Linked DNA regions of Homo sapiens: region 1 is linked to region 2. Evidence: read pairs that join two places in POLR2A ChIA-PET (ENCODE). Cell type or tissue: IMR-90. All regions are shown on one strand. Each heading gives the region's core, and the rest is flanking DNA. Links, peaks and the distances in the headings are about the cores only. Region 1 overlaps KCNK15 (potassium two pore domain channel subfamily K member 15). Region 2 holds the start of LINC01260 (long intergenic non-protein coding RNA 1260).

What was found. ChIA-PET counts read pairs that join two places held together with the same protein. Peaks named below come from ENCODE experiments on the same cell type or tissue, not always from the same donor. Only the 100,000 strongest peaks of a DNase experiment are listed, where the experiment ranks them.
Region 1: POLR2A ChIA-PET joins it to region 2 with 16 read pairs; 4 of 35 experiments call an interaction of 5 or more read pairs at or near these places.

What each region holds. Positions count from the first base shown.
Region 1 is chr20:44,751,455-44,760,201 of GRCh38, reverse strand. KCNK15 (potassium two pore domain channel subfamily K member 15) reads right to left here. Exons shown (of 2, transcript NM_022358.4): 2 at 7,889-8,747. RIMS4 (regulating synaptic membrane exocytosis 4) reads left to right here. Exons shown (of 6, transcript NM_182970.4): 3 at 2,018-2,130; 4 at 2,431-2,532; 5 at 3,165-3,304; 6 at 3,850-8,394. The coding sequence ends at 4,068. Among named protein-coding and RNA genes, the nearest start is that of KCNK15-AS1, 9.6 kb to the right of the region's middle. RefSeq lists enhancers at 2,267-3,466, 7,714-8,261. In IMR-90, for the core only: no CTCF peak of the experiment used is centred there; no DNase peak of the experiment used is centred there; H3K27me3 peaks cover 3,624 bases.
Region 2 is chr20:44,667,523-44,676,269 of GRCh38, reverse strand. It overlaps LINC01260 (long intergenic non-protein coding RNA 1260), which reads left to right and starts at 4,531. Exons shown (of 5, transcript NR_034104.1): 1 at 4,531-4,631. RefSeq lists enhancers at 4,791-5,290, 5,291-5,792. In IMR-90, for the core only: no CTCF peak of the experiment used is centred there; no DNase peak of the experiment used is centred there.

The DNA of each region.
Region 1 (8,747 bases), core at 570-8,569, 84 kb before region 2:
AGACCGTCCTCAAGGATCCTGCAGCATCTCAGCTCTGTTCCCTCCTTGCCTGACTTCCTCTGCTCTCCCAGGCTGAGGGTTTGTCTGTTTCGGGGCAGGATAGCCTAGTTTTGTACCTATTCTTTCAAGTCTGTTTCTTAGATTTGGAACTGAAAAGTCAAGAGCCCAAGTCTCTTGCTCTCTACCTCCTGCTGGGTCATTCCTTCTCTGAGGCAGCCAACATAGGACACCCTGGCTACTGTCTGAATGGGGAAAGCAAGCCAGGGGTAGTAGGAAATCAGGAAAAGGGAAAGCACTCAGGCTGAATATTCTGCCATTAACTCTGCAGATAACTTAAGTAAAAACAGAACACTGGGGGACTTCAAATGGTTCAGGGAAGAATCGGGCAGCCAAGACTGGGTAGCTAGTAGAGTTTATGGGTTTTGCCTGAGGGCAGGCCATTTATATGGCTCAGTTCTTGTGACTTTTAGTCTCCAGGATTCTCTTTTTTATTTCCCAGAGAGAGGTTTTGATTGGCCTGGCTTGGGTTAAGCCTCTGACTCTGTATGCCTCATCTCTGGCCAGGGAATAGGGTCACCCTTTTGCTGGGCAAATGTGTTTCTTATTTAAAAGATGGTGATAAAGATCAAAAGCCAACCTCTTGGGCTAGGCGTGGTGGCTCACCCCTGTAATCCCAGCACTTTGGGAGGTCGAGGTGGGTGGATCACGTGAGGCCAGGGGTTGGAGACCAGCCTGGCCAATGTGATGAAACTCTGTCTCTACTAAAAAACACAAAAATTGGCCGGGCGTGGTGGTACACGTCTGTATTCCCAGCTACTTGGGAGGCTGAGGCATGAGAATTGCTTAAACGCTTAAACCCAGGAGTTCGAAGCTGCAATGAGCCAAGACCGTGCCACTGCACTCCAGACTGGGCAACAGAGGGAAACTCTGTCTCAAAAAAAAAACAAAAACCAGAACAACAACAAAAAAAACCTCCTGTGGTTGTGGTGAGGATCAGATGAGAAAATGGGTTGCAAGTGCTTTGGTGCTCAGGATAACAGAGGCACATCAGGCATGGTACTTAGTGCCTCATCGCACTTAATACAACAGACCTAGGAGATGGGAACATTATTATTCCCATTTCACAGATGGGAAAGAGATACTTAGAGAAGTGAAGGGAGTGGGGAGAACTGACTAAAGCTGTCTTAGGCAAAATAATAAAATTATCTTTGTTGTTGCTGTTGATATTGACTTAACGTAACCAAAAGATGAAGTAGCTTGCTTCAGGCAGAGCTTGATCCAGGAGCTCACACAATGCTGTCATTTTGATGGTTTCATTCTCGGGATCCAGATGGTAGCTACATAGCACCAGAAGCTCCAGTCCTGCATCTCAGGCTCAAGTCTGGTGGGAAAGAGAGCGTCTCACTCCCCATAGTTCAAACAAAGCTTCCAGGCCTGATTCTTGTTGGCTGAACTGGGCTACATGCCTGTCTCTGAGCTGATCACTGGCCGAGGGGAAGGGATGCCCTGATTGGCCAGGCTGAGCTGGAGGCCCAGTCTCAGGAGCTGTTCCCTCCACCCCACTGTGATCATGTGCCACGGGGAGGGGGTTCCGTAAAGAAAATTTGAGATCTTGTTACCAGAGGAAGGGGAAGTGGATATTAGGTAGCCAAGCAGCCGCAAGAAATGCACCCCTCAGAGTCTAGAGCCGTTTGCAGTGCAGCTCACACTTTCACGTGCAAGGGCATCATCTGGGGCTCGCATTAAAATTCAGATTCTGATTCAGCAGCTGGGGGTGGAGTGGGCTGCAGTTCTATGTATCTAATTAGTTCCCAGGTGATGCTGATGCTGCTGGTCTCTGAACCACACTTTGAGTATCAAGGCACTAAACCACATGAGCCAGATACTGGGTAAACCTTATCTCCATCCCAAGAGGGAAGTTTCAGCATATCCATTGCATGGAGGTTGACTGCTTGAGTCCAGAGTTGTTGGTAAACCACTGGGAATGTGTGCTTTGTCTCACCTTTTCCTCTTGCAGCCTTAACTATGGAGGAGTTTGCCTGGCGTCGGACGCCCAGTTCAGTGACTTCCTGGGAAGCATGGGGCCGGCACAGTTTGTGGGCCGCCAGACCCTGGCCACCACACCCATGGGTGAGTGCCCCAAGGCTGGTTTCAAATGGACTAGGGGAGTTGGGTGTCACACCAGAAGCTCAGCGTCTCTCCCTCCTTCCCCTTTGCCTGTTGATCCATCCTCTGCGCATGCCGCCTAGAGCCCAGGGCACACTCTCAAGCCCTCAGCAGAGCCTAGGCACTTGGTGGGAGTTGGTTCTGGTCTTATTCTGGGCTGGGAGCAGGGGAAGGGGGTTTCAGCCCTAAGTAAAGGAGAAGAGCTGAGTCCAAGCTTGAGCTTCTGAACCATTTCCCAGTCTCATCTCTTGGTGCCTCTTCCAGGGGATGTGGAGATCGGTCTGCAGGAGCGGAACGGTCAGTTGGAGGTGGACATTATCCAGGCTCGGGGACTGACAGCCAAGCCAGGCTCCAAGACACTGCCAGGTCTGGGGCCTACCTTCCCCTGCAAGGTGGGGGTGGAGGTCAGGGAGGATATCCTGATGGGTACTGAGGGCCTTGAAGAGAGAAAATTGGGCCCAACTGTGGGGACCCCCTGTCCCAACTCTGATGTCTTATGTGGAATTGGTAGTTTAGGGTTTGTTTGAAGAGCCAGTTGAGATTGTCTGTTGACCTTGTTCCTCTCCTCCACTGGACTGAGCTCCTGGAAGGCAGGGACCATCTTTCCAGCTTATCATTATACCCCAGTGCCTAGCAGGGTTCTTGGCATGCAGTAGGTGCTCAGGCTTGGTGAGTGAGGGGGTCAGCAGATAGATGCATAAGCCAGGGAGGGGGTGGGCACATTATGGACTGAGAGAGGAAACAGGTGAGCACAGAGTGAGCAAAGGAAGGGTGGAGACAGTGAGGACCACCAGAGGAGGTGGGGCAGGCTGCACCCAAGCCCAGCTGTACCTGCTGCCCCCAAATGCCCACCCCCCATGTGTCCTGGTGCGTCCTCCCCAGACCCCATGGGGGCACACCTATCTCCAGCAGAGGGTGGGCAGCCTCCCTCTGTTGCACCCTTTGCCCACCATTTGAGGGCCAAACTAGAACTCACCCCTGCTGGCCTCTATCCCCAGCGGCCTACATCAAGGCCTACCTGCTAGAGAATGGCATCTGCATTGCCAAGAAGAAGACCAAAGTCGCTCGCAAGTCGCTGGACCCACTGTATAACCAGGTGCTGCTGTTTCCTGAGAGTCCCCAGGGCAAAGTCCTCCAGGTGAGGGGCATTGACGCGCTCACGTGTGTGTGTGTGCACGAGCACACATGCACAGTACCAGAATGAGAGGAGGGCACCCCTGGCGGGGGGTGTCTCTGGAGGGCCTCGCCTGGAGGAAACAGGCGAGGCCCTCAGTTCACTGTGGCTGAACTGAGCTCCACAACTTACTGCACAACTTTGAACAAGTTCCCTTCTGACCCTCAGTTCCTTCATCTGTAAAGCGGGGACCCTAATAGTACCTACCTGATAACATTCTGGTGCCAGTGGAATGTGTGCTGTGTGCAGGAAAAGTATTTGCAGTTTTGCCTACAGCAAGTGTTCTACCCATTACCATCGTCACCGTCACCATTACCATCAACAGCCTCTGGAGGCCAGGGGCTTGGTGTGATGCCCCGTGATAAGAAAGGCCTGTTGAGGAATTGCAGTTTTAAGGAGGTAGAAATCACAGGACTGAGCTGGATTGGGCATGGGGCGACCCAGGTTCTGCTTCTGGGCCTGTGAGTGGCACTGGCAGGATTTGAACCACTGTGTCTCTTGCCCCACAGGTGATCGTGTGGGGGAACTACGGGCGGATGGAGCGGAAGCAGTTCATGGGTGTGGCTCGCGTGCTGCTGGAGGAGCTGGACTTGACCACCCTGGCCGTGGGCTGGTACAAGCTCTTCCCCACCTCCTCCATGGTGGACCCAGCCACAGGCCCCCTGCTCCGGCAGGCATCCCAGTTGTCCCTCGAGAGCACCGTGGGGCCCTGCGGAGAACGATCTTAGTGCTGGAATGGGGAGGGGCTCCCCAAGATGGCCTGGAGACCACCCAGCCCTGACCTGGGACCCCAGGCCCAGGGGCACATTGAACAGGAGGACGGGGCTCTCCCCCACAGTGGGGAAGCAGAACGGGGAGACCTGCCCCCCCTTGGGCCCCTCCTCACCCCTTCTTTGCCTCCTACCCCCGAGACCTCCCCTCTCCCAACGGGATTGGCTACACTTTTGACTTGGCCGGTTCTTGACCTGGTGGATGTGGCTGCAGTCCAGAGAAAGGAAAGATTGAGGTGGCAGAGCAGACCACTCTCCCTTCCCAAACTGTCCAACTTCTCCCCCTTTTTGCCTCCTCGGAAGCTCGCTGCCCAGAGCCATGTCCAGAACCCAGCCGGCCATCTCCATGGTGCCAATTACCAGCAAGTGTCTTTCCTGCGGCACCGGGTTCAGGCAGCTACTCCTGCCCCAGAGATGAAGGGGCAGCTTTGCAAGGATCCGGAGCCAGCTCCCAGGGGCCCAGAGCCCCCCACTTGAAGAGGAGCTTGAGCTTCCCTCTGCCTGCCCGTGGAAGGAGCTTTGCCGCAGCCTGTCCGAGTCCATCCGTCCGTCCCCTCCTGCCTGCCCCTCTTCTGGTGGCTCTAGGAATTGGGGTTCAGCAGGGACCAAAGGAAAGGAGGAGGTGCCGGGGGCCTGGCACAGACCCCTAGGTGCCTCGCTCCATGGGATTGCAACAAGCTAGTTTAGGAACCGCTGGCGGACTAGAAAGAATGTTGTCGTCTGTGTTCCGGTGGAGGAGCTGTGGAACCTGAGTTTCCAGAACCCCAACCCTAGAGAGCATTTGGGGGTGCTGTATTGGAGGGGGAGGCTAAGGAAAGTTGGGATTGGGACTGGTGGTGCCAAGATAAGGGTTTCTCAAATTGGAGAACCCCTCCTTGTTGCATGAGGTCAATGGTCATCCTGTCTACCCACCCTGCCTCCAGGCCAGGGGGCTGGGGAGGCAAATAGAGCCCCCCTATTTTAGTCTTTTTAAAAAAAACATCCTATACTAAGGGCAGAACCCACTGCCCCGGCCTCAATTACCTTGGCTGAAGGAAAGATGGCGGTAGGAGAGAAAAGTGAAGAGGCGTGAGTGTAAGAACTGGGAGATTCCTTTTCCAGCAGGCCTGGGTAGCTGCCTTCCCAGCCCAGCCCTCCCTGGGGCCTGCGGGAGCCCTTTTGCATGCAAGGGAGGATGGAGGCTGGCCCCTCTTTATAGAAGCACATTTCTGCCACCTCCCCTGGGAGGCACCCAGAAGCCTGCCACTCTTTACCTAGTCCCTGCTGTGTAGGGCGTAGTCCAGGTTAGCTAGGTAGAGTTAGTGCTCCAAGCCCTGGGGCCTGTTCTTAGCTCATGCATAGTCCTTACAGAGTCCCAGGACCGGGGGTGGAGAGGAGCCTCAAGTACATTCCAGGAGACCACTGTCTCCTCGCTGGCCTGGGCCTAGATGGGGCAGCCTGGCTCACAGGAGGCCAGCCCCTCCTCCTCCGCCCCCTTCCTTCCCTTGTCCCCGTAGGGTTATAGCTGGAGCTGCCTGTTATACTCGGCTGTTCTGATTTATTATTCTTGGTACTGACTTTCTTTATGAGGGACTCCTAAGGGTTGTAGGACCTTGGCAGAGGGGGCCTGGTCTCCATTAGAGGGTGTTGTTTTCTCCTGAGGACACCCAGGCTGCCTTTGGTCCCACCCTGTTCCTGGTCCCGGTCCCGGTCCCAGTCCCACCAGGCAACTCCTTCCACCCGGAAATTCTTCCCTTCCCTTAGCCTGTGGAAACCCTGGGTATTCTTTAAAGTTCTGGTCAATGTATATCACCTCCACAGAGCTGCTTACCCTGCACTGGGAAGGGGAGATGGAGACGCCCCCTTTACCCAGGAGGTCTTCAGAGTTTCCTGGGACCGCGGTGGGTGGAATCCCAAGGCTGGGGGTGGAAGGAGCAGGGCTCTGGAGGGATTCGCATTCAAGGCACAGAATTGGCCCCTTGCCTGTTTGTTTTTCTAACCAGTGTGATTTCTCTGCTGTTCGTTTATTACTTACCATTGGAATATTTTGAGCCAGGAGAGCGCCTTCTCTCTCCAGCCATCACCGCTGTGGTTGTTCAGGGGTAGCTTTTCAAAAACAGGGCAGAGCCTGGCTGTCCCAACCAGGGGGAGCAGGGGCTTGGCCCTGACAGCCTGAGCCCTTCCCCTGGTGTCTGCACAGCCTTTATAAAGAGAGAGAGAGCTCCGAAGCAATAACAACACCTGGGGGTGGTCAGTGAGGGCCCCCTCAATGATTTTCTTGTTTGTTCTGTGAAATCCCGCTCACCTCCTGGAGGGGTGGAGCAGCTGGGGGCTGGAGCCCTGTTTCTTTGTGTCATCGTGAGCATGTGCCCCTTCCCAGGGGCTGTGACCATTGGGTGTGGGAACTACGGTCTGTCCTCACCAAGGGATGGGGGTTTGGGGAGGAGAGTGACATTTTCATCATTAGCTTCGGAGAAGCTTCAAGCCCATCCTGTCCCCGCTACTGCCTGGCCCCTTGCTGACTCAGGCTGCACTGTTTGAAGAGGAGCAGAGAGGCTGGCACTAGGGGCCACTGGGGGGCTGGGGTCTCCAGGGGATGACTGTTTTCAATCTCTGGGCCAAGATCACATGCAGGATACCATGGGAAGGAGCCATCTCCACTCTCCTTCTCCAGAACCCCCTTGAAGGGCCTTTGGGACCATTAGTCCATTTCCATTTTACAGACAAGGAAATCAAGACCCAGCTTGGGGGAAAAGCCACCCCTGGAGTCACCTGTGTGTTCAGTGGCACCCCCAGCCTGGGTCCCCTCCTCCCAATAGAGGCTGAGCCGGAGCCAGGGCAGTATGAGGTGGGGCTGCCACTGCCCATACCTCCTCCTCCCTTCTTTCTTTGAAGCCTAATGGCCCCCCAAAAGATGGGCAGGACAAGCTGTAGCCCATCTGAGAGGTTGGGAAACTGAGGCCCAGAAACAGGAAGTGACTCACACAAGACCCCTCAGCAAGGGTGCAAAGGGGGAAGAACTAGGGGCTCCATTGTTCTTCAGGCGACAGGAGACCGTTGCTCCAGTGCATGTCTGCTGGGACAAGGATTCCTGGCCTCGAAGCCCTGGGCTGCACAGCCCTACTGGGCTCCACCTCTATAAACCAGTGACTTCTCTGGGCCTGGGTCTGGGGGAGAGGGTTGCCAGGGAGACTCAGCTCTCCTTGGGGGCTGGCCCAGCTGACTGAGGGTACACAGGATTGGGTCTAGACCTTGATGCCTGGGTGGAGGGCCCTTGTAAGGGGCCATAGCCTCTTCAGGACCAACTGGAGGGAGAGTTAGGAAACACCAGCTCCTGCCTGGGGCAGTGAGGGAATGGGAGCAGCTGTGGGCGCCTCATTTCAGGCAAGTCCTCCCCAAACCTTCAGATGCAGTGAGACCTGGCCTTCCTGTTGTGCTTTTCAGACTTTGTTTTCAGAATGCTTTTATCTCGAGTGTGCCCTTCGGCCCTCACAAGAGCCCCTGGGGAGTAGGTGGTGGCCTGTGCCGTCATCCCCATTTCAAAGCAGGGAGCTGAGGTCCTGGGAGGGGAAAGTGCTTGCCTGAGGTCCCACTGTGTTAGTGGGTGGGCAGGACTGGAACTCGGTTCTCCAACAGCCCAGAGCTCACTCTTTTACACCCAGAGGTGGAGCAGGTGGCTTAGGGGGTGGTTATGTACTTCACAAGCCAATTCCCTTCAGCCAGGAGCTCCTGGGTGCATTTCCGTGTCAGAAACAGTACCGAGTCCCACCCCCTCTGGAGGCACAGCTGTTGCGTCAGGCAAGGTCACCTGCATTTATTTATTGAGCAGCAGTGCTGTGTCAGGCCCAGGGACCGAGCCCCTCTCCCTGTTCCCCTATGGTGTCTCCGAGGCCCTCTGGGAGGGCCCCACATCTGGAGCAGCACCTCAGAGTGGACAGAAAGCATTAGCGTCCACGAGCTCACCCGACGCCGAGCCTGTGAGGTGGGCTGATGGTGCCCGTCTAACCCAGCGCTTCAGGGAGGTCAGAATGGAGCCGAACCCAGGGCTGTGAGCATCACCTCTGGAGCCCTTTCACTTTATGACTGCTTCCTGGACGGGTGGTGGGAAGGCAGGAGCCTGGGTCCTTAGGCTGGGGGCCTCTCTCCATCCACCCACCTTTCCCTCATTCCCTCTCTTGGAGCAGCAGCCGCCCAGGCCTTTAGGGAGGGAGGGTTTCTGGGGCCCTTGGGTTGGAGTGGGGTCGCGTTGCATTGTGTTCATGACCATGTAGCTCATGTTGAAATTAAAGTTTTTGGCTTTTCTAACCTGGCTCGTTCATGCTTTGTGTTGAGACAGCCCTATCTGGGAAGCCAGGGGAAGTGGCTGAGTGCCACGGGGTGCCAGGATGCCACACCTCGGGCTTTGTCTCTGCCCCCTTATGGTGCAGGGGCCTGTTCCAGAAAGTCCTGCCAGAGATGCGTAAGAGGGAGCAGGGTTCTGGATGAACCCCGTCATTCTACAGATGTGGAAACTGAGGCCCTGGGAGAGGATGCGATTCTCCAAGGTCATATTGCTGGTGATTGACAGGACCCGGAAGAGAGCTCGTCCCATGGCATTCTGCTGTGTCCAAGTGGCCCCAGTGACATGGTGGGTGGGTGACAGCAAGGCCTCCCTCATC
Region 2 (8,747 bases), core at 641-8,640:
ATAGTGGTGAAGTGTTGGAGTGGCGAAAAATTTTGGGGCTGGTATGGAGAGATAATGGGCAATGTTTCTCAGGGCTGCTTCGAGTGGGATTGGGGCAGCATGGGAACCTACAGTGGGAGAGATTCAACTGAAGAAAGATTTTGGGGTAAGGGGTGGTATTGTGGGGTTGTTAGAAGGAGCATTTGTCATACAGAATTATTGGTGATGGCCTGGATGCGGTTTTGTGTGAATTGAGAAACTAAATGAAAGACACAAGGTCTGAATAAAAGGAGAGAAATAGGTATTAAAGGACTAAGAAGTGGGAGGACCCAGGACATCCAATTAGAGAGTGCCCAAGGCTGTTCAGCGTAATTACTTGCTTGGTTGTTGAGTTTTTGGGCTGTATCCTTGACAGAGTCCTCCTTTTTAAGTTGGAGGCTGAGCTTGGTGAGGTGTGTCTTGAAAAGACCATTAGTCCGTTCCATCTTTCCTGAAGATTGAGGACGGTAAGGGGTATGAAGTTTCTACTGAATACCAAGAGCCTGAGAAACGGCTTGGGTGATTTGACTAATAAAGGCCAATCCGTTATCAGACTGTATAGAGGTGGGAAGGCCAAACTGAGGAATTATGTCTGACAGAAGGGAAGAAATGACCATGATGGCCTTCTCAGACCCTGTGGGAAAGGCCTCTACCCATCCAGTGAAAGTGTCTACCTAGACCAAGAGGTATTTTAGTTTCCTGACTCGGGACATGTGAGTAAAGTCAATTTGCCAGTCCTGGGCAGGGGCAAATCCCCAAGCTGGATGTGTAGGGAAGGGAGGGGGCCTGAACAATCCCTGAGGAGTAGTAGAATAGCAGATGGAACACTGAGAAGTGATTTCCTTGAGGATAGATTTCCATGATGGAAAGGAAATGAGAGGTTCTAAGAGTCGGGCTAGCGGCTTGTAACCTACATGGAAGAGGTTATGAAATGATGACAGAATAGAATGGGCCTGTGAGGCTGGAAGGAGATATTTTTCTTGGTCCAAGAACCATTTGCCTTGTGTGGGAAGATATTGATAGGTGGAAGTTTCAGCAGGAGAGTAGGTGGGAGTGACCCATGAGGAGGAGAAAAACTGTCTGTGAGGGACAGAAGTTGGAATGCTAGCTCTTTCTTTAGCTACCTTATCAGCATAAGCGTTGCCCTGAACGATGGGATCTGATGCCTTTTGGTGGCCCTTGCAGTGTATGACTCCAGTTTCCTTTGGAAGTAAAGCGGCCTTGAGAAGAGTTTTTATTAAAGAGGCAATAATGATGGAGGACCCTTGCGTAGTGAGGAAACCTCTTTCAGCCCATTTAACACCATGGTGGTGCAGGATATGGAAGGCATATTTAGAGTCAGTATAAATATTGATGCGTAGTGCGTAGTTCCTTTGCAAGAGTGAGGGCTCGAGTTAAGGCAATGAGTTCAGCTTGCTGAGAGGTAGTGGAGGTGGGCAGAGTGGTAGCCTCAATGATAGATGTGGAAGATACTATAGCATAGCCTGCCTTTGCTGGTGTGTGGCGATTAGGCCTAGTGGAACTGCCATCAATATACCAGGTGTGATCAGGGTGAGGAACAGGAAAGAAGGAAATGTGGGGAAATAGAGTGAATGTCAGGTGTATCATAGAGATACAGTCATGGGGGTCACGTGTGGTATCAGGAATAATGTGGGAGGCTGGATTGAAGTCCGGGCCAGGAACAATGGTAACTGTGGGAGACTCAACAAAGAGTGAGTACAGCTGAAGGAGCCGGGGAGCAGACAGTATATGTGTCAGGTGTGAGGAAGAAAATAGATTTTGGAAGTTATAAGAACTGTAGAGAGTGAGTTGAGCATAGTTTGTGATTTTGAGGGCCTCCAAAAGTATTAGGGCAGCAGCGGCCACCGCATGGAGACATGATAGCCAGCCTAAAACAGTAAGGTCAAGTTGTTTGGACAAAAAGCCTATAGGGTGCGGTCCCAGTCCTTGTGTACGAATTCCAACTGCACAGCCCTACACTTCGGCTGCGTGTAATGAAAAGGGTTGAGATGAGCCAGGGAGAGCTAGTGTGGGAGCAGTCTCTAAAACTGTCTTCAAGGAACAGAAAGAGGAGTGGGGAAAGGATTGAGAATCTATGGAGTCAGCTAGGTTTCCTTTTGTGAGTTTATACAATGGTTTTGTTAGGATGGCAAAACCAGGTATCCAAAGACAAAAGTATCCAACCACGCCCAGGAAGTAAAGGAGTTGTTGTTTTGTAGAAGGGCCTGGGGTTTGAGAGATCAGTCGGACACGATCCGCAGGGAGAGCGCATGTGTTGTTATGAAGAATTATGCTGAGGTAGGTAATGGATGGAGAAGAAATTTGAGCTTTGGACAGGGATACCCAATATCCCTTGGAGAATAAATGTTGAAGGAGCAGGAGGGTGTCTTGTTGAGAAGATTCAAAGGAGGGGCTACAAAGTAGAAGGTCATCAATATATTGAATAAGGCAAGAAGCAGAGGGGTGGAAAGAAAGTAAATCATAAGAAAGAGCTTGGCTGAAGTAATGAGGGCTGGCCCTGAAGCCTTGCGGCAGTACAGCCCAGGTAAGCTGCTGGGACTGATGGGTGTCAGGATCGGTCCAGGTAAAAGCAAAGAGAGGCTGGGACAAGGGGTGTAGGAGAATAGTGAAAAAAAGCATTTTAAAGATCAAGAATGGAATAGTGAGTTGTGGAGGAAGATATTGAGGACAAAAGAGCGTACGGGTTGGGCACCACAGGGTGGATAGGCAAAACAATTTGGTTGATAAGGCACAGATCCTGAACTAACCTGTAAGACTTGTCCGGTTTTTGAACAGGTAAAATGGGAGAATTGTAAGGAGAGTTTATAGGTTTTAGAAGCCCATGCTGTAGCAGGCAAGTGATAACAGGATTTAATCCCCTTAAAGCCTGTTGTGGGATGTGATACTGGCATTGAGTGGGGTAAGCGTGATTAGGTTTTAATGGGATAGTAATGGGCATGTGATTGGTTGCCAGGGAGGGAGTGGAGGTGTCCCATATTTGTGGGTTAAGGTCGGGGGATATGAGAGGAAGACCCAAAGGAGGCTTTGGGTTGGGAAGAAGGGGGCAATGAGATGTGGCTGTAGTACAGGAATAATCAGGGAAGCAGATAATTTGGTTAAAATGTCTCAGCCTAATAAGGAAGCTGGGCAGGTGGGGATAACTGAAAAAGAGTGCATAAAAGAACGTTGTCCAAGTTGGCACCAGAGTGGGGGAGTTTTAAGGGGTTTTGAAGCTTGGCCATCAATACCCACAACAGTTATGGGGGCGAGGGAAACAGGCCCTTGAAAAGAAGATAATGTGGAGTGGGTAGCCCCCATATCGATTAAACGGGATGGACTTACCCTCCACTTTAAGAGTTACCCGAAGCTCAGCGTCTGTGATGGTCCAGGAGGCTTCTGAGGCGATCGGGCTACGTCAGTCTTCAGCTGCTAAGCCGAGGAGATCTGGGAAGGAGTCGGCCAAGGAACATAGGGTTTGGGCTCCAGGGGCTTTAGGAGTGGCAGTGATGTGAGTCGGACAGTCCGACCTCCAGCGGGGGCCCGCACAGACAGGGCACGGCTTAGGAGGAATCCCGGGCTGCGGGCATTCTGAGGCCCAGTGGCCAGGCTTTTAGCATTTGAAGCAAGGTCCACGAGGATGTTTTGAAGGAGCCCCTGGGAGCTGTGGCTTGGATGTTCTGAAGTTCTTGTATGCTGGAGACGTGGTTGTGGGCTGTCTTACAGCGGAGGCGAGCAGCTGTAACTCAGAAATGCGTTGCTGCCTGGCTACCTCCTCTGTATTATTGTACACTTTGAAGGGGAGGTTGATTAATTCGTGTTGTGGGGTTTGAGGGCCGGATTCCAATTTTTAAAGCTTTTTTCTAATGTCAGGAGCTGGGTGATAAAATGCATATTAAGAATAAGGCGGCCTTCTGGCCCCTCTGGGTCTAGGGCGGTAAAGTGTGTAAGGGTTGCTGCCGAGCGGGCCATGAACTGAGCTGGGTTTTCGTCTTTACCTTGGGTAGTTTCTCTAAGTTTGTCATAATTAACAGCTTTGTAAGCTGCCTTTTTAAGCCCTTCAACTAGGCAGGAAACCATGTAATCTCGCCTAGCCATACCTGGGGAATCTGCCTGATAGTTCCATTGGGGGTCCTCTCGGGGAACTGCTCTACTGCCTTCCTGGAGGTCAGGTTCATGAAGCCGGCGGTTATCAGCGTGAGATTGGGCTAGAGAAAAAACTCTTTCCCGTTCATCTGGGGAGAGGGTAGAAGTCAGGATGACATTTCAGTCACTCCAGGTTAAACTGTAGGACAGAGTTAGATATCGGGATTCCTGTATATATTTAGTGGGGTCTGATGAGAAAGAGCCTAAATGCTGGCTGATTTGGGAAAGGTCTGATAGAGAAAAAGGCACATGTACCCTGACTATGCCTTCAGCTCCAGCCACCTCTCTAAGAGGAAATTGTTGGGCAGGTGGGGGAGAGCTAGCCGCAGAACGAAACTGAAAACCAGACTGGGTGTGGGGAGGGCGGGTAATAGAAGGGTTATAGGATGTGGGAGCAGAGGCTGAAGAAGAGTTGGAGGCTGATTCAGCCTGGTGGGGAGCGAGCTGAGGAGGAGCAGTCTGGGAAGAAGGTGAGACGTCAGATGGTTCAGTAGAAAAGGAAGATTCACAAGACTCAGCGACGCTTGGGGTTGGGACTGAAGGGACAGGTGGGAGGGAAAGAAGGAGGATTTGGGACGAGTCGCATTGGGAACAGAGACTAGGGAGGGAACGAAGTGTGAAAAATGCCTGGACGTAAGACACCTCAGACCATTTGCCCATTTTTCAACAAAAATTATCTAGGTCTTGTAGGACGGAGAAATGAAAAGTGCCATTTTCTGGCCATTTAGAACCATTGTTAGTTTGTATTGGGGCCAAGTGGTGTTGCAGAAGAAAATAAGATGCTTAGATTTTAGGTCAGGTGAGAGTTGAAGAGGTTTTAAGTTCTTGAGAACATAGGCTAAGGGAGAAGAAGGAGGAATGGAGGGTGGAAGTTTGCCCATAGTGAAGGAGGCAAGTTTAAAGAGAAGGGTAGAGATATGGAGAAGGGGGTGGGGAGCAGCCCTGGGCTGCAATGTGGGTGAGCAGCCAAAGCAGGCGTCCCCGCAATTGACTTGCCACCAAGGGAATGTGGGTGAATGACCAAAGCAGGCGTCCCTGCGGTGATCGGACACCAATGGAATGTGGGTGAATAATCAGGCAGGCGTCCCCGCAGTGATTAAATGGCAAGGGAAGACTGTCTTCCTGAGTCTGTGACCGGCCCTGGAGTTTTGGGTTCACGGATAAAATGTGTCTCCTTTGTCTCTACTGGAGAGGAAAAAGAACTGGAATTGGAAGGACAGAGAGATTGAAGGGTAGCAAGAGAGGCTGGAGAAGAGAGTGAAAAGACCACTTACCCAATTTGAAATTGGTGAGATGTTCCTTGGGCTGGTTGATCTGAGGACCCGAGGTCGTAAGTGGATCTCTTCACGGAGTGAGGGTGAGGACAGGGGACTGGTCTCCCGAAGGAGTCCCTCTGACCCGGGTCTTCAGCACCAAATGTCACACGCATCTGTGTGAAGAGACCACCAAACAGGCTTTGTGTGAGCAACAAGGCTGTTTATTTCACCTGGATGCAGGCGGGCTGAGTCCGAAAAGAGAGTCAGCAAAGGGTGGTGGGATTATCATTAGTTCTTACAGGTTTTGGGATAGGCAGTGGAGTTAGGAGCAATGTTTTGTGGGCAGCGGGTGGATCTCACAAAGTACATTCTCAAGGGTGGGGAGAATTACAAAGAACTTTCTTAAGGGTGGGGGAGATTACAAAGAACTTTCTTAAGTGGGGGGAGATTATAAAGTACATTGATCAGTTAGGGTGGGGCAGAAACAAATCACAATGGTGAAAGGTCATCAGTTAAGGCTATTTTCACTTCTTTTGTGGATCTTCAGTTGCTTCAGGCCATCTGGATGTATACATGCAGGTCACAGGGGATATGACGGCTTAGCTTGGGCTCAGAGGCCTGACACAAAAGACCTGAAAAAGACAACTTGAGACCAACAGAATGTCTCTCCCTCTCCCCCGTTTCTTTTCTCCTTTTTTTTTTTTTTAGCAGCAGTTTACTCAAAAGGTAAACAAAAAAATCTTTTGCTATCTCTTATTAATACTATATGAGGCAGGGTGCGGTGGCTCCCGCTTGCAATCCCAGCACTTTGGAAGGCCAAGGCAGGCGGATCACCCTGAGATCAGGAGTTCAAGACTAGCCTGGTTAACATGGCAAAACCTTTTCTCTACTCAAAATACAAAAATTAGCCTGGCATGGAGGCGCATGCCAATAATCCCAGCCACTCAGGAGGCTGAGGCAGGAGAATCACTTGAATCCAGGAGGTGGAGGTCACAGTGAGCCGAGATCACGCCACTGCACTCCAGCCTAGGTGACAGAACGAGACTCCATCTCAAAAAAAAAAAAAAAAAAGAACAAAAAAAAAACTATGTGACTATCTAGTTCAAAATAGAAAAATGATTCTACTTTTGCATCAATGCATTATAAATATAAAGCCTAATTTTAATAAAACCTTATAAATCATCTAATCTCAATCAGCTTTGACCACACGAGATAATATTTCTATAAACCTTTTATAACTTCTTACAATTTTTCCATTCCTCTTTCTTTTCCCAACTTTCTATATCCATTCAGTTAATCTATTTTATTCTTTCCTTCTTTTATCCCAATTTCATACAGCCTTTAAATAACCTCTAAACTAGGCAAAACCACTTTCTCTTTAACAAAAACCACATGCTTATGTCTTTCTTATAATCTTCCTTCCTAAAAAGATGTCTTACTTTCCTTACATATTCTGAATACAGAATTGTCTTCCTTCTGGTCTCTAGTGTTAGTTACCATATATTAGTCAGAATTTTAAATCTTAGTAATCTTAATTTATACTGAAAATCTAAGAAGTAATTTTTTTTTTTTTTTTAGAGTCTCACTCTGTCACCCAGGCTGCAGTGCAGTGGCGCGATCTCAGCTCACTGCAACCTCCACCTCCCAGGTTCAAGTGATTCTTCTGCCTCAGCCTCCCAAGTAGCTGGGACTACAGGCACACACCACCACGCCTGGCTAATTTTTTGTATTTTTAGTAGAGACAGGGTTTCACCATGTTGGCCAGTCTGGTCTCAAACTCCTAACCTCAGGTGATCTGCCCACCTCAGCCTCCCAGAGTGCTAGGATTACAGGTGTGAGCCACCGCCCAGCCAGAAGTAATTTTGTCACTATGTACTAACAATTGATTAATACACATTTTATAATATTTAGAAACACAGGCTTTCTAATGGAACAATTTTTCAGTGTGGAATAGGATACTTTTACTAGCGGATCTTAATATCTCTTTTTTTTTTTTTTTTGAGACAGGGTCTTGCTCTGTTGCCCAAGCTGGAATATAGTGGTGTGATTATAGCTCACTGCAGCCTCAAACTCCTAGGCTTGAGTGATCGATCCTCCTGCCTCAGCCTCTTGAGTAGTTAGGACTAACAAGCATGCAACACCACTCCTGGCTAACTTTAAAATTTTTATTTTGTAGAGACAAGGTCTCACTATGTTGCCCTGGCTGGTCTGTAACTCCTGGCCTCAAGCAGTCCTCTTATCTCAGCTTTCCAAAGTGCTGGGATTACAGGTATGAGCCACCACACCCAGCCCCTAAATATCTTTTGTTTCTCTGAAATAAGAAACCAAAAGTATATGAGCTTAAACTTATATGTAGTAATTAATGTCTTAGCATTATATCTTATTTGGAAATGATCTAGATCTTCAATAAATATTCATAGTTTAATTTAGCTTGGCAAAACTCTAAAGGCATAGTTACCAAAAAAATTTGAAAAACTTTTTCCCTTTTGTGGCCATCGCCAAAGCAGGAGTAGCCAAAATGAAGTTTGATCCCTTTGTGACTTATTTTTTTTTCATTTTTTTGTTTGTTTGTTTTTGAGACAGAGTCTTGCTCTGTTGCCCAAGCTGGAGTTCAGTGGCACAATCTCGGCTCACTGCAGCCTCCCACCTCCTGGATTCAAGCTATTCTCCTGCCTCAGCCTCCAAAGTAGCTGGGCTTACAGGCGTGTACCACCATGCCCAGCTAATTTTTGCATTTTCAATAGAGACTAGGTTCACCGTGTTGGCCAGGCTGCTCTTGAATTCCTGACCTCAGCTTCCCAGTGTTGGGATTACAGGTGTGAGCCATCACACCTGGCCTTAATTAATTTTATTAAATAACATATTTTTTTTAATGGAACGCTTCAGAATTTACATTTCATCCTTGCACAGGTGACATGCTACTAATCTTTTCTCTATCATTCCAATTTCATTTTATTTATTTATTTGTTTATTTATTTATTTTGAGACAGAGTCTCTCTCTGTCACCCAGGCTGGAGTGCAGTGGTGCAGTCTTGGCTCACTGCAACGTCCACCTCCCAGATTCAAGCAATTCCCCTGCCTCAGCCTCCCAAGTAGCCAGGATTACAGGCATGTGCCACCACGCCCAGCTAATTTTTTTATGTTTAGTATGGATGGGGTTTCACCATGTTGGCCAGGCTGGTCTCGAACTCCTGACCTCAGGTGATCCACCCGCCTCAGACTCCCAAAGTGCTGGAATTACAGGCGTGAGTCACTGCACCCGGCCTTCATTCCAGTTTTAGTATATGTGCTGCGAAGCGAGTACCTCACTGAATTTTAGACAAGGTAGGA